Linked DNA regions of Homo sapiens: region 1 is linked to region 2. A link is an interaction called in ENCODE POLR2A ChIA-PET data of the cell type or tissue named here. Cell type or tissue: MCF 10A. All regions are shown on one strand. Each heading gives the region's core, and the rest is flanking DNA. Links, peaks and the distances in the headings are about the cores only.

Evidence for each region. ChIA-PET counts read pairs that join two places held together with the same protein. Peaks named below come from ENCODE experiments on the same cell type or tissue, not always from the same donor. Only the 100,000 strongest peaks of a DNase experiment are listed, where the experiment ranks them.
Region 1: POLR2A ChIA-PET joins it to region 2 with 5 read pairs; 2 of 35 experiments call an interaction of 5 or more read pairs at or near these places.

What each region holds. Positions count from the first base shown.
Region 1 is chr1:213,157,675-213,167,656 of GRCh38, forward strand. The region is part of intron 6 of RPS6KC1 (ribosomal protein S6 kinase C1); the gene reads left to right. Among named protein-coding and RNA genes, the nearest start is that of RPS6KC1, 110 kb to the left of the region's middle. In MCF 10A, for the core only: no CTCF peak of the experiment used is centred there; a DNase peak (open chromatin) is centred at 4,897.
Region 2 is chr1:213,078,531-213,089,354 of GRCh38, forward strand. All of the region lies in intron 3 of RPS6KC1 (ribosomal protein S6 kinase C1), which reads left to right. Among named protein-coding and RNA genes, the nearest start is that of RPS6KC1, 33 kb to the left of the region's middle. In MCF 10A, for the core only: no CTCF peak of the experiment used is centred there; a DNase peak (open chromatin) is centred at 4,741.

The sequences.
Region 1 (9,982 bases), core at 1,294-9,293, 79 kb after region 2:
GTATTCTGTAGATTCAGAATTCAGGTTGGTTGATAATACTGCTCAAGTTTTCTATATTATTACTGATTTTCTGTCTCTTTGTTCTAGCGATTATTGAGACATATCTGATGAATATTGTTGAATTGTCTGTTTCCTTATTTCTGTCATTTTTTGCTTCATCTGTTTTGGAGATCTGTTAGTAGATGCAGGCATGTTTATAGTTATAGTTTCCTGATTAATATAACCTTTTAATGTTATAAAATGTCTATTATTGTCTGTGGTAACTTTTCTTTCTTAGAATAGATTTTGTCAGATATTGGTATAGCTGTTCTCTCTTATGATTACTTTTTGCACGGTATGTTTCCATTTTTTTATTTACAACCTGGTTGCTTCTTTGAATCAATGTATATCTTCTATAGACAGGATATAGTTAGATCCTGTATAGTTTTTTTTTAATCCAGTCTTAGAAATAATCTCTGCTTTTGATTAACATGTTTATGTACACTTAATGTTTGACAATGTATAGAATTCAGCCATTTGAAATGGCACTAGTTAAATACATTTGTAGCTGTGTAAGCCAGGTAAATCAGTACTGTGACTTCTTGCTACTCTCACCCTGTGTTTGGTTACTAGCCTTAACAGGTAAGATCTATCTTGTTCTCTTGCCTTGTCTTGGCAATGTGCTTGCTATTCCAGCACCCTTGAAACTAGGGCTCTGTTCAGTTTTGATCAGACCCACCTACAGCTTCCTCAAAATAACCATTTGACCTAAAACTCAGGCTTGGCAGCTGGGAAACTCTCATTTAAGTTGTTATAATACTTTCCCGATCTTTGTGGGAACAAGGTGGGGATAGACAGATACCCATAACATATCACAGTAGCTAATATTCAGGGAAAGCAAAGTTTAATTAATTTTAGTTTATTGTACTTACAAATGGAGTAGCCCAGTTTAGAATGATTTGTATCGAAATAAAGAGTTAAATAAGCTTGGACACATAGAGCTACTTCTCCAGTATTTTTTTTTAAACTTTTTTTGAAAACATTCAGACAGAAAGGCATGTTTCCTGAGAGTTGTTTATTACCAAGTTTTTTCTGTGCTAAAATTAGTAGTCACAGATATGTAAAAAATTGCCCTCCTTTTTTAAGGAAGAGAAGGAACCCTAGAAAACTAGTGTAGGCTTGTAGTTCTTCCTTAATCTTAGATTTAATTTGTTCTGGAAACATAGAACTTTAGAGATTACTTACCCAGAACCTTCAGGAATGTCTATCTGGGAATGATTATTGGTATACACTATTACTTATTATATAATAGTAGTAGTAATAATAATGGTTATGATGATCTCTCATGTAGTGAGAACTCAAGAAGGACAAAGTTCATATGCAAAACAGTATGTTTTGCTTCTTCATTTGTCATTTCAAGATATATGTTTGGTGGATCTAGATGGAATGGATTTTGTATCATTAAAAAAACAACCCTTAAACTTCTGTTGATACTCAGGAGGCTTAGTATACTATAGCCTATTGGCATAAAGTGCTGAATTTTCCCCAGGGTTACCACTGAAGGAAGAAAGTCTGGACGAGTAGTTTCCTGGCATATGCTTCTTGAATTGTTGGCTATTTTGGTGTCAAATTTTATGTTGAGAGTTTCATGTTTTAATGACAAAAATGTTTACTGGAAATTATAGCTTGGAAAAGAGAGCCACTTTCCTGCTTCAGTAGAAAGCTAGGTAAAGCATTGATGTGGGGTAAAGTAGCTGTGGAGTTTTATATTCAGATTGTATGAACAGTAAACAGAGCATCTAAAATAACCACTTGCACGTTGCAACAAACACATCATCATTTGCTTAAAAAAGAGTTATAATTACAGTTGACGAAGCATGGACACCATAAAAAATGCATTAGTTTGGCTTGACACATTAATTACCTGTTTTTGCAGATGTTTTTATGTATTGTTGTATGAACAGTTTACAAAATAATTACAGGAAAGTCATATGGAAAATAAACTAAGTGGGTGGTTTCTCGTCTAAATATTTTCATTCATGTGAATCTGTGAGGCACAGCTGCTCTATAGCAAAAGCAGAGAGATAGATGAGGATTCTCGAAGTGTTTTTTATTAGTCGATCTCTCATCAGTATCACCACATTTTTATATCTGTAGCAATACAGTTTAAAAACATTTGAGAGGGCTGATTTATTCCCTGTGATTACTCAAAAATCTTTGATTCTGATCAGAAGAAATGTGGATATCTACGATTATTTTAAAGTAAACCAAATGAAACCCAAAAAACCCTAAATGAAAATCTATTATTTTAGTTCTGACAGGTTATTAGGCACCTTGAGAAAGAGTTAATCATTATTTTGTAATTACTTGAGTTATGCAGTTTTATATTACTTATAGCTTATTATATCTTTATAATTAAACTTTGTCATGTGTAAATTACACAGTTCAGCTTATTTGTTCTCTCTTATGAAGTATTAAAACTGTAAATCTGCCTTTTCTCAGAAGCATACTGTGTTGCCGTTAGTGTTCTCAAAATGGGTTTCATCTGAAAAATAGCCAGGTCATTATACAGAGATATTTTACCTTTACAAAATATTACGGAACACATCATTCAAAATTATAACTGTCAAACAATAAAAAGATAGCTTTGTAGACATCATTCTGTTTACACAGTGGTTTATAATTACTTAGAATATCTGTGCTGTATTTTCCTCATGTTATTACAATTTTTCATAAAATTAAATCAAAATATAGATTCTCCTTTTAGTCCAATCATGCATCTTTTGGAATATGTTCACCTGTATTCCTTTTGTTTGCATTTCAGCTACACGGATGATGAAGACCATAATTAAAGATACTTTCCCTGACATGCATTTTATGTAACTATTGTTTAAGTTAGAGAAAGGCACTAAGTTATAGAAAGAGGTAATTGAGACATCAGTAGGCATGAAGGTATTGTTATCAGACCTTATAATAGTGGTGGCAAGTCATATACAACATGGAATACTATGCAGCCATAAAAAAGGATGAGTTCATGTCCTTTGTAGGGACATGGATGAAGCTGGAAACATAATTCTGAGCAAACTATCGCAAGGACACAAAACCAAACACCACATATTCTCACTCATAGGTGAGAATTGAACAATGAGAACACTTGGACACAGGGTGGGGAACATCACACACTGGGGCCTGTCATGGGGTGGGGGGATGGGGGAGGGATAGCATTAGGAGAATATCTAACATAAATGACGAATTAATGGGTGCAGCAAACCAACATGGCACATGTATACATATGTAACAGATCTGCACATTGTGCACATGTACCCTAGAACTTAAAGTATAATAAAAAAAATAGTGGTGGCAAGTAATTTATATACTTATCCATTCATTTGTTTAACAAAATTTTATTGAAGGTCTTCTACATGTAATGTTCTATGACAGTGCTGAGATGACTATAAACATTGAGATGACCATGTGCCTGGAACATAGTAGATAACTCAGAAACTATTAGGCATCTTTTAAAGGGGATAGGAGGGGCAGGAATAAATGATAGAGAACATTTTCACTCTGGTAGTTTATATAAAGGAAGTTAATTGTTAGGGAGGATTTTCTCTGTTACTCTGAAATTGTTTTCAAATGTGATATAGTCTGAGAGTATTACTTGACTCATTCTTTTTTTTTTTTGGTGACAAAGTCTCGCTCTGTCACCCAGGGTGGAGTGCAGGGGCACCATCTTGGCTTACTGCAGCTTCTGCCTCCCAGGTTCAAATGATTCTCCTGCCTCAACCACCTGAGTAACTGGGATTACAGGTGTGCACCACCATGCCCAGCTAATTTTTGTATTTTTAATAGAGATGGGGTTTAACCATGTTGGCCAGGCTGGTCTTGAATTCCTGACCTCAAATGATCCACCTGCTTTGGCCTCCCAAAGTGCTGGGATTACAGGTGTGACCCACTGCACCTGCCCTCATTCTTTGAATCATTTAAATATGGAGATATATCTGTTTGTGTTAACAGCCATTTGAAAAAAGATGAAATGGAGTCTATTCTGATTCTGATGTATTAATACACTAAGTCAATTTAATTTTTATGGTAGAGATGCATTAAAGGAGTCTGAAACTTCATGGGTTGAGAATAATAAACTGCTTGTTATCAGTAATTGTCTTGATCACTTTAGATCATTTCAAAGGAAAAATATGGGAATTAATATCATGGCATCAAGAAAACAATTATTGGACTCTAGATTCTTCCGTAGATTTTCTACTTCTCTTAAGATGTGTGTCTCATGGCCAGTGAAAGAATGAGGAAAATCCTTTTTGGGGGTCAGGAGACTTTCCATGTTTACCAGATTAAAAACTCATAATTTATGTGGAGTTTCATTTCCAAATTTTCTCTGATGATATTTTTATTCCTTCTCATAAGGAAAAATTTTAGTTCCTTAGTTTTGGCTCTTTCTTTTTCGTTTGGTGTCTGTCATTAGATCTTTGTGATGTTTTAATCTTAATTTTTTATAAGCCATTTGACTTTAGAACATAAGAGAAACTTAAGGGACTGCTATCATTATTATTTGGACAAGAGTTTGGACTGCAAATAATTATTTGGACAAGAGTTTCTCATCACTAAGAGACTGGCCATTTTTATTGCCTGGCCAGTATCTCTCTCTGTTGCCCAGGCTGGAGTGCAGTGGTGCCATCACAGCTCATTGCAGCCTTGAACCCCTGGGCTCAAGCAATCTTCCCATCTCAGCCTCCCCAGTAGCTGGGACTACAGGTGTGTACCACCAGGCCTGGCGAATTAAAAAAAATTTTTTGTAAAGATGGGGTCCCACTATGTTGTCCCAGCTGGTCTCAAACTCCTGGGCTCAAGCCATCTTCCTGCCTCAGCCTCTCACAGTGCTGAGATTACAGGCGTGAGTCACCATACTTGGCCAGCAATGTTATTTTGAAGGGAGTAAATAAGTCTTTGGATTCTCTCTTTAAAATTGCATAACAAGGAAAAATAGGTTAGGGAGCAGAAAGAAATTGTTGAATCTAAGAACACTGTCTCTGTAGGTATTTAACACTCTATGATATAATGATGTATAATATTTGTTTTCAGTTAGTGTTACTGATAGCAGAAAAACTGCTAGACATTATTGAAAACAATCATAATTGAGGCATTGCCTGGGCATCAATATTATGACTTTTACTATTCTTTGGTGACTCTCTGAATTTCTAGGGTCACATGAAATTGGTTTTGAAAAAACATTAATAGGGGGTTGACTAAATGCAAATGGAAATCAGATTCCCTGACTGGTTCATGTTATACATGGAAAGACTGATGGCTTCAGAGTTGTGGTAGATGTGTAGAACTATAAATTACTGTTCTTCTCAAGGTTGCCTTTTGTTGTCAGAACACTTAGCATAAGGCAGAAATGGTAGGCTGTACCTGAAAAGAACAAAACACCATTAAACATAATAAATCAGCACTTAAAAAAAACTAACTGTAACTACCAAGGCCATCTCAAGTGTGAGTTTTCTTTTATGTGACTAAAGTTGTTAACAACAACAACAAAAAAGAAGGCAAAAAAGCAGCAACAAACAAAAACTCAAACCGAGTTTGATTTGGATGTTCTTTCTATTGTGATAAATCTGAATGAAATCAAGCATGCTTGACTAAGCACAGGGCCCATTGGGAGAGTATTTGTGGTGTAGAGAAATAAAGATAAGAATATAATAAAATGTGACTAAGTAGAGTCTTATGTGGGGATTAACTTCTGTGCATGTGGCAGAAATCAAATAGAGTCAAAATACTCTTAATAGCCCCTTAAAATTTCCCACGAAACACAGATATAGACATACTGTCTTTCAAGATGTTTAAATTGGCTTGTTCTTCCTCCAGCATGGCTTTTCTTTTGTTGAACAAATGATGAGGCTGTTAGTTATATTCTTTTTAGTGACTAAGAGTAGAATTGAAAGAACCGTTTTTTATTCTAGGTTGCGAAACTGAATTTTATTAGTTCCATGAGTAAAAATGCCTCTTGATTTTTTTTTTTTAAATGGGCAAATGAGAAAAGGCCATTGTTATCCAAATACATATTTGGGTAATAAAGATGTTCAAGAGACCAGTTTTTCTCAGAAAGACCTGTTCTCTTTTACATGGTATGACATATAACTCTTTGTAGCTCCAGTTTTCCTGTATGTTTGTCTGTTGTCTCTCCATTCTGATTCTGCTTTGCTTTGTTGCCTAACAGGCACCTTTCTCAAATTCTTATGTTTATTTCTCTGTATCTTTGTTTCCATACTCACCTGTACTTCTCCTGTGCTCTGTATTTTTCTTGTCCTACTCAGAAACAGTAGAATAATCAAATTCAAATTCAGTTATGGTACTTTATATTGAAAGGTAGCTTAGGATAGTGGCAAGTACCCTGAAGTATGGTGTAAGACATGGTTTAGGTTCAGGCTCTTATAGTAACTGTGTAACTGAGAAAGACATTTCACATTCCTCAGACTTAATTTTCTTATAAAAGAGAAGAGATATATTTCTTATAAATAGAATATGGTATAATGAAGGGTGCCAAGTGGTGATGGCTTCTTGGATAAGTTAGAATTTCTGGATTCCGTTATCTGTATACCGTGCCTTCTATAAACTTTTCTTAGTGACTGAAGTCAGAGATGGTGCACTGAGAAACACAGCATGGGTAATTGAGTGTTTCTGTAAATTTCATCAACAACTTTGGATTTTCTCCTCATATCTACTCAGCTACTCCCTATCAGAGATCACACACTATAATCACCCTGTATGATCAGAAATTGAGAAGGTGAAGAAACACAGGTTGTCACAATCCACATTAAGACATCTCTTATGATACACCAGAACTTTTTAACATAAAGGTTATTAAATAATGGGAACAATTTTTCTTTCTTTTTTTCTTTAAAGACAGAGTCTTGCTCTGTTCCCCAGGTTGGAGTGCAGTGGTTCATGCAGTGGCATGAGCGTGGCTCACCACAGCCATGATTTCCCAGGTTCATGTGATCCTCCTGCCTCAGCCTCCCAAGTAGCTGGAACCACAGGTGCGCACCAACACGCCTGGCTGACTTTTGTATTTTCAATAGAGACAGACATGGGATCTTGCTATGTTGCCCAGGCTTGTGTTGAACTCCTGGGATCAAGCAGTTCTCTCACCTTGGCCTCCCAAAGTGCTGGAATTGTAGGAGTGAGCCACAGCCTAGTTTTTCTTTTTTGAATGCCTAAGCCCACTGGAAATTCTTGCTGTAGCTGAATGATTAACAGATAATCATTGTGGACTGTGTGTGTGTATTTTAAAAGGGAGAACAAGAAATCAAGCAGGTTAGAGTTAATTAAACATTTTTTGGTCAATTAAAATCTGTTTAAAGTCACATTTGTCAATAATTTGACTAGTTAGAAATATCCTGGAAATCTATAGAGTCATCTTTTTTTTTTTCTGGTACTGACAAACCTGAATAAGCATTCAGGAGCAGAAATCTTCAAGAGATAGTTTTTATTCTTGGATGCTGCTGTTGATCAGCAGTGATTATGACCTCCTTTTAAGGGATTGATAAGGAAGGAACCGTAGTATTTATGTATAAGGTTACTTTTTTGAGTCTTGCTCTGTTGCCCGGGCTGGAGTGCAGTGGCATGATCTCAGCTCAGTGCAACCTCTGCCTCCCGGGTTCAAATGATTCTCCTGCCTCAGCCTCATGAGTAGCTGGTATTACAGGTGCCCGCCACCATGCCTGGCTAATTTTGTGTGTTTTTTTTGTTGTTGTTGTTGTTTTTGTTTTTTTTGAGATGGAGACTTGCACTGTCGCCCAGGCTGGAGTGCAGTGGCGCTATCTTGGCTCACTGCAAGCTCCGCCTTCCGGGTTCACACCATTCTCCTGCCTCAGCCTCTTGAGTAGCTGGGACTACAGGTTCCCACCACCACACCTGGCTAATTTTTTGTATTTTTAGTAGAGACGGGGTTTCACCATGTTAGCCAGGATGGTCTCGAACTCCTGACCTCGTGATCTGCCCACCTTGGCCTCCCAAAGTGCTGGGATTACAGGCGTGAGCCACCGCGCCCGGCCAGTTTTATGTTTTTAGTAGAGACTGGGTTTTGCTGTGTGGGCCAGGCTGGTCTCAAACTCCTGACCTCAGGTGATCCATCTGCCTCAGCCTCCCAAAGTGTTGGGATTATAGGCACGAGCCACCGCACCTGGCCTATATATAAGGCTACATTTAAAAAGCCTTTCAGTATTTCCATCACATCATTGTAGTTTCCTTGGAAGTGGAACCACCATATTCAGCAGGAGTCCATTTCAACTTCTGGCTTCTGGTTCTTGTTTCTGTTACTATGGAGACTGCCTAGAAAGTGGCAGAAAAACCAAAAGTTTAAAAAATAGTAATTTGATTATAAAATATGGCTTTAATTCTAGCTTTAACTAGTTGTTCCATATCTTGACATTTCGAATTCCAAATTATTTGGTGAGTTTTTTTTTTTTACGAAGCAAATTTTGAAACTTTATTAAAGCTTAAACACACTGAATTAAAAAGTAAATTGCCATAGTTTTTATTATATTTGAGCCTAAGGTGAATCAAAAATCTTAAATGGGGATTTAAATTAGGGCTTGGAAGGCATTATATAATCTGAAATGAGAAGAGCTAATGACAATGGAAATAGCAGACTCCAGACACAGTAAACCCTAAACCAAAGGACTAGTATTGTGTAGAAATAGCAAATAGATAGCTTTTATTATGTGGCATGTTTTATCTTCAAAGTATGTTATAGTTATTTAAGTGATTTTCACAGAATATACTCATTTTTCAACTGAGTAGAAAAGCCCTCTAAAACCTTGCCTTTAGGACGTAAGCAGATTGTAAGGGTAGAGGCAGAAGTACACTGACATTTTAATTGCGGGTTGAGGAGTTGGAGAGTTAATAAATAAATGTAGATGGTTCCACAGTTAAAAAGCAATAGAAATTTTCCCCCCACCAAGACCAGTTATATTTGTGAATTCCTCATGAAGGAGAGAAGAGGTGGAATAGTAATGTAAAAGGTGTGAAATGAAAGTTATTTAGCGAAATTGCAATCCCAACTTTGTTGCAGCTTTTCGTTGAGGTCCGTATTTAGTCAGGATTCTTTGGTTTGCATGTGCGGAAATCCAAATTCGGACTACCTCAGGGAAAGAAGGGCAGGAATGTAGCTTTGCCTGAAATCAGGGATGCCAGTTACATTAGAGGAAAGTAGGTTCACCTGAAAACACTGGGATTTCTTTCTATTTTTTCTTTTAAGTCTCGTATATCTGCTTTCTGAGTTAAGTTCGTTCTTTCACATTGGCCTTTTTTTGCATTGGCAGAAACCAGCTGTTGGCAGTTCCTACTCCTCTTATTTATAGCTCGAATAACAGAGACAGTCCAGTTTGTGTTGTGCCAATTCCTCCCTTCTTCAACTGTGGCCAGGAGGATAGGGTTCTATGATTGGCTCAGCTCCTGACTAGGGGGGCCCATCCTTGGCTAAATGGACCTTGGTGATTAGAGGGACTGATATCTGAAACAAGAAAGCAGCTTTCATTCAAACCACCTGGTTAGTGATGAGGGGAAGGGGTAGAAGAGTATGATGGGAAGAAGAAAGGGACATTTCCCAGAAGCAGAAGATGCTGTTCCAGGCAGAAATAAGAAGAGGGTTCTACTAGTAGTCTTTTGGGGGAAATTATCTCTTTATTATAATTCAGTTCACTTCAGTTCAGCAAACCAGGAAACATTGTTTTGTAGGATTTGGTTTTTAGAAAAAAACCAAGGTTGAAAACACACACACACACACACACACACACACACACACACACACACACACACACAACAGCTGTTGCATTTGGTCCTATTTGTTGAGTTGCTTAGTTGTATAATGTCTGGACTAGGGCTAGTCTTTTTGTCTTCAGAGCTTTTTACAAATAGACATTTCTTATATATTTGACTCCTACAAAAATACATCAAATTATCAATACATATTTAAATAGGAGAATGT
Region 2 (10,824 bases), core at 1,548-9,547:
AGTTGGGATTACAGGCGTCTGCCACCACACCTGGCTAATTTTTGTATTTTTAGTAGAGATGAGGTTTCACCATGTTGGCCAGGCTGGTCTCAAACTACTGACCTCAAGTGGTCCGCCCGCCTTGACCTCCCAAAGTGCTGGGATTACAGGCATGAGCCACTGTGCCCGGGCCAGAACATTTTATCCTATTACTTTTTGCAACCAATTTCTGCATATGTAATTGCAGAGTCAAGGTATATGCACATTTATTTTTCAAACTAGACAATTTTTTTTCAGGTTATGAAAGTAGTATATGCAAATAACTCAGGTGGTACAGAAAAATACTTAAAACGTAAAGAGAAATTCAGCAATAATACCATCTCCTAGATAGTATAATATTTTGGCATATTATTCTAGACTCTGTATCAGTGTGTGTGTATGGTGTATTTTTGTGCTTATTAATATGTATATGCCTTTTTACCCATCTATGTATAGAAACCTCAAAAATGGAATCTTGCTATGTATGATTTTGTAACCTGGTTTTATATAACAGTATATATATTTTTTCTTTATTTTTTATATGACAGTATATTATGATTGTCTTTTCATGTCAATAAAAAGATCTACATTACTAATTTTAATATGTACATAGTATTCCAGTTTTTGAACTGATTTATTAACCAATCTTTTACTGGTATATTACTTTTGGCCTTTTGCTGTTACAAATAACACTGCAGTTACTATTCTTGTTCATACATTACTGTGCAGGTGTACAGTAGGGTGAATTCCTGGGAGAAGAATTACTCAGTCAAGGGGTCTGCATATTTTTGAGACTTTTGATGCATATTGTCTCATTGTTTTAAATAATTGTAACATCATTTTCCTTTATACATTGGAATAACTTTTAAATTATTATTATTATTTTTTGAGACAGAGTATCACTCTGTCACCTAGGCTGGAGTACAGTGGTGTGATCTTGCTCACTGTAGCCTTGACTTCCTGGGCTCAGGTGATTCTCCTTCCTTGGCTTCCCAGGTAGCTGGGACCATAGGTGCACACCACCATGCCTGGCTAATTTTTCTATTTTTTGTAGAAATGGGGTTTCACCACATTTCCCAGGCTGGTCTTGAACTCCTGGGCTTAAGTGATCTGCCTACCTCAGCCTCCCAAAGTCCTGGGATTACAGTTGTGATCCACCGCGCCTGGCAGATAACTTTTAAAGAGGCATGTGGCTAAGTAAAATAAAAACAAAACACAAAGGTAGTATTGAAGAATGCACGATAAAAACAAGTTTCCTGCTCCTTCCCTCCACCTACTTTTGCTTCTAGACATAACTGAATTTTAATCCTTTTTTTTCAAGTACTTATATCTGTATCTGTAATAAGCTTATACCATTTTTTCTTTTTTTCTTTTTTTTTTTTTTTGAGATGAAATTTCACTCTTGTCACCCAGACTGGAGTGCAGTGGCGTGATCTCGGCTCACTGCAACCTCTGCCTCCTGGGTTCAAGTGATTCTCCTGCCTCAGCCTCCAGAGTAGCTGGAATTACAGACACCTGCCACCACGCCTAGCTAATTTTTTGTATTTTTAGTAGAGACAGAGTTTCGCCATGTTGGACAGGCTGGTCTTGAACTCCTGACCTCAGGTGATCTGGCCTCCTTGGCCTCCCAAAGTGCTGGGATTACAGGCGTGAGCCACTGCGCCTGGCCCATTTTTTCTTGATTTAACAACTTTTACGTATCTATTGACTCACTACTCTGGTGGGTAAGGATTTAGCTTGTTTACCCTGTTTCTCTGTATTATTACATAATATTTTTAGTTCTTCTGTTGACTTTATTTCTCGTTCTGTAAGTGTGGACAATATCATTTGTCTAAGATGATTCTAATAGCATTTTTGATCTTCCTCCTACCTCTTCAGCTCTCTTCACCACTTAACATTTGAAATCTGTGCTTATAGTTTAACATTTGTCAAAGGTGGTAATATTTATATTCTCTTTAATAGTCATAATTAAGCTCGTAATGTATAGAATAATTCTCAAAGCTAGAATGTAATAAACATCATTTATAAAATTATTATTTTTTGAGACAGAGTCTCACTCTGTCACCCTGGGTGGAGTGCAGTGGTGCAGTCCCACAGCCTCCATCTCCTGGGCTCAAGCGATCCTCCCACCTCAGCCCCCCGAGTAGCTGGGACTATAGGCACATGCCACCATGCCAGTCTAATTTTTGTAATTTTTGTAGCAACATGTTTTCACCATTTTGCCCAGGCTGGTCTTTAACACCTGTGCTCAGGCAATCCTCCTGCCTCAGCCTTCCTAAGTGCTGGGATTATAAGCGTGAGCCACCGCACCCTGCCTTATTAACGTTATTATGACAGAGCAAATATTGTTCATTATAACACCAGGTGGTATACCACAATTACATTTTGTTCTGCAAGGTTCAATTGTTACAATTACTGTGCCAACATAAGAAAAATGTGTAAGTGAAGTCTCTGTTTTCCTTATACTACATCAGGGAATTGAAATCATGCCACATTTTAGTTTGCTAAATATTTGGACCATGCCTTTTGTGATAGCCAGCCTCCAAGATAGCCTCCTATGATTCTTTTCTCCTGGTATTCACACCTTTGTGTCTTCCCTTCTGTCTTAGTCTGTGTAGTGTTGCTACAAAGGAATACCCGGGGCTGGGTAACTTATAAAGAAAAGAGGTTTATTTGGCTCATGGTTTTACAGGAGATAAAAGATGCATGGGGCCTCCATCTGCATCTAGGAAGGACCTCAGATTGCTTCCACTCATGGCAGAAGGGGAATGAGAGGCCACCACATGACGAGAGAAGGAAACGAGAGAGAGGAGGAGGTGCCAGGCTTTTTCCAACAGGTTTAGTTCACGGGAACTAAGAGTGAGAACCAGCAAGCCACTCATGAGACATCCATTCCCGTGATCCAAACACCTCACACCAGGCCTCACCTTGAACGTTGGGGATCAAATTTCAACATGAGACTTGATGGGGTCAGACACACCATATCCAAACCATAGCACCTTCCCAGATTGTACTAGGGTTGGTCTGTGTGACCAATAACAAAAGTGATGGTATATCTCATTCCTGAGATTTATTTATAAAAGACTGTGGCATCTCTCTTAAGGTTTTTTTTTTTTTTTTCCTTTCTCTTTCTCATAACTTGCCCTGAGGGATACCAGCTTTTCCTATGGTTAAGAACATTCTGGTAGCCTATGAAGAGGCCCACATGGTGAGGAACAGGGGCATCCAGCCAAAAACTAGTAAGCATGAAGCCTGCCACAGCCATGTGAATGAACTTAGGAGCAGATTCTCCAGTCCCAGTTGAACTTTGAGATGACTACAGCGTTGAATGACAGTTAACAGCAATTTCATGAGGGGCCTGAGCTAGAGCCACCCAGCCAAGCCACTTTTGAATTCCTGACCCTCAGAGACTGAGTGAGATAGTAAATGTTTCTTGTAAGCTACCATGTTTTGGGATAATTTGTTACCCAGCAATAACTACTTAATAGACTTTGTAACAAAACTGAAAATGTGGAGTGGTTTTGAAATGAGCTATGGGCTTTGAGGAGTGTTGGTGAGTGCCTGAAGTGCCTTGAAGAAGTGATTAATTGGGCCCGGCACGGTGGCTCATGCCTGTAATCCCAGCACTTTGGGAGGCGTAGTCGGGCAGATCACGAGGTCAGGAAATCGAAACCATCCTGGCTAACACATTGAAACCCCGTCTCTACTAAAAATACAAAAAAGAAAAAAAAAATTAGCCAGGCGTGGTGGCAGGTGCCTGTAGTCCCAACTACTCAGGCGGCTGAGGCAGGAGAATGGCATGAACCTGGGAGGCAGAGTTTGCAGTGAGCTGAGATCGTGTCACTGCACTCTAGCCTGGGCGACAGAGCGAGACTCCATCCCAAAAAAATAAATAATAAAAAAAAGTAGTGATTAGTTGGAGCCTCATGGTATTCGGTAAGACTGCAAGTGAGGTTTCCCAAAGAAGTTAGGTAAGTGTTACTGGAAACTGGAGGGAAGATCCCTCTTATGTAGTTGCAGAAAGTTTAGCAACACTGTTGCCTACAGTTATGTGGAAAGTTGAAAATGTACTTTGCAAATGAACTGGGTAAGCTAGCTGAAGAGATTTCCACCCAGAGTGTTTACAGTATGGTGCTTCTTGCTGCTCATAGTAAAATGTGAAAGGAGAGAGAGAAACTAAAGGAAGGATTGTTAAACAAAAAGGTCCTAGGACTTGTTTTGAAAATGCTATCTTTCTGGATAGCAGAGAGTACTAAAATTAAGAAATGACTTCTGAGCAAATATGGCCTAAAGATGAAGCCCAGTGTGAAATAAAATGTTTTTTAAGACCTTAGAAAGATTCAGTCAGACCAAATGCTCTCAATAAAGATTAAGGTTGTGCCTTACACATCCTCTCAAATAGTAGGGCTTCGTGGAAGTGTAAGCCTCTGCCAACTCAGCAGAAGCCAAAGCTACAGAAGGGTTTAACTTGAGATTTGTGGCTATCACTTTTGTTTAATTGAGTAAACCCCAATAAGAGTCACAGGTGACCCCCCCACAAAAAAGTTATAAGTAATTATATATGCAGAAACATTGTTAGCTTGGACTGACAAGCAGAAAAGCAGTACAAAGTGAAAAGAGACTTTTGTCTCCCCCAAATTTTACTGGAAGGAAGGCTAAAAACAACCACGAAGCCACACACCTTGCTGTTTTTCACCGAAAAGGAGGTATGACTCAGAGGGTGGAACCAGTAGCTCAGAGGGCAGAGCCATAGCCTTGGAGAATTTATTCCCAGCCTGTGAGCCTTAATCAGAAACTTCCAACATTTGCCCTGCTGGATTTCAGAATTACTATGGACCCATTGACTTCTTTGGGGCTCGCATTTACTCCCCTTTTTGTACAGGAATGTCTATAGCAGTTATTCCATGCCTATCCCACTATTGTGTATTGAGTGGGTAGAGGGGAGGTAACTTGTCTATAGTTTCACAGGTTAGGAAGATTGTACTTAAGGAGCTACACTTAGGGAACGACACCTGAAGAACCTCAGTCACACGTGGATGTGACTTAGATGAGATTCTAGACTTTGAATTGCTGCCATAATGGGATGAGACTTTTGGGGACCTTGGGAGGAGGGTGAGGAGATCTTGTATGTGGGAGGGGTGTGAATCTTTGAGGCCAAAGAGAGGTCTGTGTTGGCCAGCTTCCAAGATGGCCCCCAGTGGTCCCTGTCTCCTGGTGTTTATGTTCTTGTGAAGTCCCTTCCCACACTGAACCAGGATTAGTCTGTATGACTGTTAGCATATGCAGAAGGGATGGTATATCACTTCCAGGATTAGGTTATAAAAAAGACTGTAGCTTCCATCTTGTGTGCTCATGCTCCCACCTCCCCTCCATGTGTCGTTACATGTTTTGGGGAAACTGGTTGCTTTATGGTGAGAACACTCAGGCAGCCTGTGGAGATGAGGGATGTTTCAAACTTACAGAAAGTTGCAAGAAGAAGAATAGTACAAGAACACCTCTATACTTTCCAACCAGATTCACTTATTGTTAAGCTTTTATCCCATTTACTTTATCATTTGCTGGTGTCTCTCTCACTCTTTCTCCTTCCCTCTCTCCCTTTCCCTCTCTTCCTCTGTCTCCTCTCTCTCTCCCTCTTCCCCTTTCTCCCCCAGCACACACATATAAAATATATGCACGTAATTTTACATTATTTTAAGTTTTAATTTCTTAACTTTTCTTTCTTTCTTTTCTAACTTTTTTGAGACAGGGTCTCACTTTGTTGTCCAGGCTGGAGTGCAGTGTCACAGTCATGGCTCACTGAAGCCTCGACTTCCCAGACTGAAGTGATCCTCCCACTTTAGCCTCCCTAAGTGCTGGGATTACAGGTGTGAGCCACCACACCTGGCCATAATTTTTTAATGAGCTATTCCAAATTATATTCCAAATTTCATGTCCCTTTACTCCTAAGCACTTCAGTTCTTCACTAAGAATAGGGATATTGTATTACATCAATGGAGTTCAGTTATCAATTTGAGTAAATTTAATATTGATACAATACTTTGATATAATCTACCATCTGTATTCCACTTTTGTTAGTTGACCTTTTAATATCATTTTTCTTCTCTCTGGGATAGGATCCATTCTAGGATTGGTATTTTATTTAGTCACTGGAATGTTAATATAGCCGTTTTTTGTTTTCATTATATTGGCATTTTTGAAGAATACCTTCTGCCTCTCTATCCATATCCCTTTCCCCCTTTTTAAAGAGAACGATTCTCATTTTAGGTTCTCTGATGTTTTCTCATGTTTAGTTCTAGGTTATGAATTCTTCCTGGCTGGATACTGCATAGGTGTCCTCAGAGTATCTCATCTGAAGGCACATGATGTCTGTCTGCCCCTTATTAGTGATATGAATTTGTGTCACCTGGTCAAGGTATTGTCAAGCTTTTCCACTGTGTTAGTTTCCTGGGGCTGCCATAACAGATTACCATACACTTGGTGGCGTAAAACAATGGAAATTTATTTTCTCACAGTTATGAAGGCCAAAGTCTGAAATTGGTATCACTGGGCTGAAATCAAGGTGTTGGCAGGGATGCTCTCTTTTCAGAGGAGAGACACTGTTCCTTGCCTCTTTCAGCTTTTCGTAGCTGCCTATGTTCCTTGGCTTGTGGCAGCATTACTTTAGTCTTCAGGGTCCTCAACTTCAAACCTCCCTCTGTTCCATCTTCATATTTCCCTCTTTGTGAAATTGCCCTCGACTCTCTTATAAGGACACTTGTGAAGCATTTAGTGCCCATCCAGATAATCCAGGATAATATCCCCATCTCAAGATCCTTCATCATATCTGCAAAGACTCTCTAAATAAGGTAACATTTACAGGTTCCAGGGATTAGCTTTAGGGAACCAGTTTTCAGACTACTACACAATGTATATTCATTTTTTTTTCTTTCTTGAAGCTAATAAGTAACCTTTGGGTAGATATTTGTAAGATCATGAAAACAAAATTATCCCCTGGATTTAGCATCCATTGATGATTCTTGCCTGACTCAATGTTTATATAATAGTTACAAAATAATGATTTTCCAATTCCTGTACCTCTCCACCTTTGCTGTTACCCTTCCTTCTCCCTTTATCTGTGTCTCTTTGTTTATGCATCTACGTTTCTCTGTGTATCTATAGAGCTGTGTATCTGTGTCTGTATATCTATATATTGTATCCATGAATCTGTCCATCTATCCCTAATTGATCTGGACTCACATATCTTTTTTTTCTAGTAGTTTAGAATGCATTAATACATTTAATTATTTTGATTCACAAATTGTCCCAGCTTTGATCAGTAGGAGCCCTTTTAAGCTGGATTCTGTGTCCTTGTAACTTCCTCTCATCCTATTTTCTTTTTTTTTTAATTTCAGCACTTGTTATTTTTAGGCATAACAAGATGTTCAGTGCTCATCTTGAATTTATTCTGCTCCTGCCCTGAAATCTACCATTTCTTCAAGGAACCCTAGTTGCTTTTTGTGGATAATGGTGTTAAAGACTATGCTGCTTCTCAGTTTATTGTATTTTAGCTCCACATCCATCCTTCATTGCTTTGTCAGATCTCCTTTTCCAGCTGGTATGGATGAGCTTAGTCAGTAGAAGGTGTTGGAAGGACACTGTAGGAAGTAGGGTTTTGGTGTGCTTCCGTTCCTATTTGCTCTGTGCTGCCAGTGGCATGTGTGGGATGCCTAGTGGTACTCATCCCCTAGGAAATTTTGTTGTCAGTTACTGCCTGCGGCTCCTTGCCTTTCAGCCTGGATCTGCTGGCACCACAACAGAGCTTCCTGCTTGCCAGTCTCAGCCTGTAGTTCCTTGCCCATGAAGTTTGACCCTCCTACTATCATATTAGAACAGCTATGTCAGGGACAACCAGTGGGTTACAGCCACATTGCCTCCAATGAGATCTGAATTCCAGCCTTGGCAAGGAGGCACCTCTTTCAGGTATTTCCTTTGGTTTTCCTCCTCAATCTAGGCATTCCTAAGAGTTGTCTTTTATTTCTTCTTAGTAGTTAATTCTGGGTAAATAGTTAATAATTCTTTATAAGACTCCCTATTTAAATTGCTGTATGGATTTCATTTTCTGTCCAGACCCTGGCTGCTACAGAGATCACTATCTGGACAGTAGGTATGCTTCTTGCAACTTACATCTAAGCTTTTTTCAACAGCCAGAGATAGGAAATGTAATACATTTATCTATATGCATAGGTATAATGCACACATTTATACATACCTCTAATCATTTGCAAACCTGCATATATATATGTATATGTGCACGTGTATTATATAGATATACATATATTTTAGAATTGTTTATAATACCTTTAGTGAAACAAAATTTTATATGTTCAATTATATATTTAGTTCTCTTTGTACTCTCCTCCCACCTCCTGGTTTTGGGTTTCTGGTCTTGACTAGAAATGTCTCCTAATGCCTACCTGTTTTACAAGATGATTATTATAGTACTAGTTAAAAAAAAAGTTTAAAAAATAATTCTTGAGGAATTTATATTTGAACAGGATGTCAGATGATGTTTCACTTTACCTTTTTTTTTACAGATGAAATGGACTTATAAGATCACTTGTTAGATAACCCACCTTTTTCTCAATGAAGTTGAATTATTATCTTTGTTATGTATAGACTTCATGTGAGTTTTCACTAATTAAGGATTTTCTCTTTTGTGGCATTTATTTGTCTATTCTTATATAAATACCTATGTCTATATCACATTGATTTTTATGCAGCGGCTTTACAGAGTATGTTCTGATAGCTAATACCAGCTATATTTCTTATCAACATTGGGGAAATTATTGCCTTTCAAGATCAGCCTGGAGTTCCTGGGGCTCTTACAGTGATAATTATTGGTTCTAAGAGGCTGTGCCAGTTATCCCTTTATTGCTTCTTAGCTTCAAATCTCTTTCTTCATTTCCTCCTTGGTTAATGGGTAGGATTCTTTCAGTATTTTTTCTTTATGGTGAATACACTGTTAAGCTTAGCAACGGAGGGCACTCCATTTCAGGAGTATAGGGGGCTTGTCTTCCTTCTTCCAGTATCCTATGGATTTTGTTTTTTCTTGCTCTTTTTGCATTGTTGCCAGAGCCATTCTGCCTTGGCCACACAATCTCTTGATAAGCTTGCAGGCTCAGCCAGTTTGGTGATCACCTAGCTAAGGACACCAAGGTGCCGCAGTCCTATTGGAGACTGAGTTTCTAACTCTCTGGCTCCTTCTGTGTACCCGGAATTTGTCTGTGTATCTGCCCCTCAGCTTTGGCCTGCTAGCACCCTGCAGAGTTGTTTCCTGTGTCCCTTGTTCCCCCTCCCTGCCAACACATTTTGGACTCTAGACCTGGTTGCCCTCCTGGAGAGTACGCTCCTAATAACCCCCTCTCCTTCTACAGGCCTGTCTGCTAGCCTTGGTCTGCTTTAACCCCAGAAAGTTGTTTCCTATGGTCTTCCCACTGCAGATGGTAGGTACCCCAGGACTTGCATTACCTTGCTGGTGAGTTGGTTCCTCATACCATGACTGTGTGCTCACCTGTCAGCCTTGGCATGCTTGAATTCTGGAGGAGTCTTTCCTGTTCTTCTGGCAACTGTGGTTCAACGATGGCCCAGGGAACCTAGCAAACTTTTTTTCCATCCAATGGCTGCAACCCAACCACACCTTCTCTACAGAGATCCGAATCCCAGCCTTGGAGAAGAGTTCCCCTTTCTAAGTTGTTCCTTCTTTGGGTATTCTCCCTCACCCTAGGATATTCTTCAGAGTTCTCTTTTTACCTTTATTGTTACTCCACTCTCATGGCTAATAATTTTTTTTTTTTGAGATGGAGTCTTGCTCTGTTGCCCAGGCTGGAGTGCAGTGGTGTGATCATGGCTCACTGCAGCCTCTACCTCCGGGTTCAAGCGATTCTCCGGCTTCAGCCTCTTGAATAGCTGGGATTACAGGCTACCATGCCCAACTAATTTTTGTATTTTTAATAGAGATGGGGTTTCGCCATGTTGCTCAGGCTGGTCTCGAACTCCTGAGCACAAAGTGATCTGTCCGCCTCAGCCTCCCAAAGTGCTGTGCTGGTATTACAGGCATGAGCCACTGCGCCTGGCCTCATGGCTAATTTTTTTTATATTAAACTTTTCCCTGTTCAAATTACTGTGTGGCTTCTGTCTCTTGATTGAACCCTATATTGATACTCTGATTTAGGAAGAGTTCTGAATGATCTGAAGTAATTCTGAATGACCTGTTTCCATTGGCTGGTAGTCTACATGGAACAGGGGTTTCTCCAGGCTGATTATAGGATTACAGTATTCACTGAACTTGACACTTGCTTCCTCAGTACGTTTTACATTTCACGCCTACTTGAGATTTGGGGACAAGATACAGAGAATCTCACATAGTATAGCAACATCAGTGGCATTTGTGCCAGAATGAAGTGATCATCAAAAGCTTATTGCTACTATTCTTTAATTTTAACAAATATTTAATAGTAACAATTTATGATTTTTTAATATCTTGAGATATATGTAATAGAGGTAACTTGGGCACATAATAAAAAGAAAAACATTTTTATTTTCTTATGTGAAAGCAATTGAGGGATGTGGGCAACAGGTCAATAGCAATAGAACCATTAGTTCTGATGATGGGTCTTCAATCCATTCTGTTCCCCTACCAAGCATTTGGGAGTTCATGAACTCTTACCGTTGTAGGCTGTTAGCATGTGACTGCCTGCTTTTGGCCTTTGACCTTATATTCCATGGTGCTTCACATTTCTGTTGTTTTCTCTTTACAGTTACTATTCA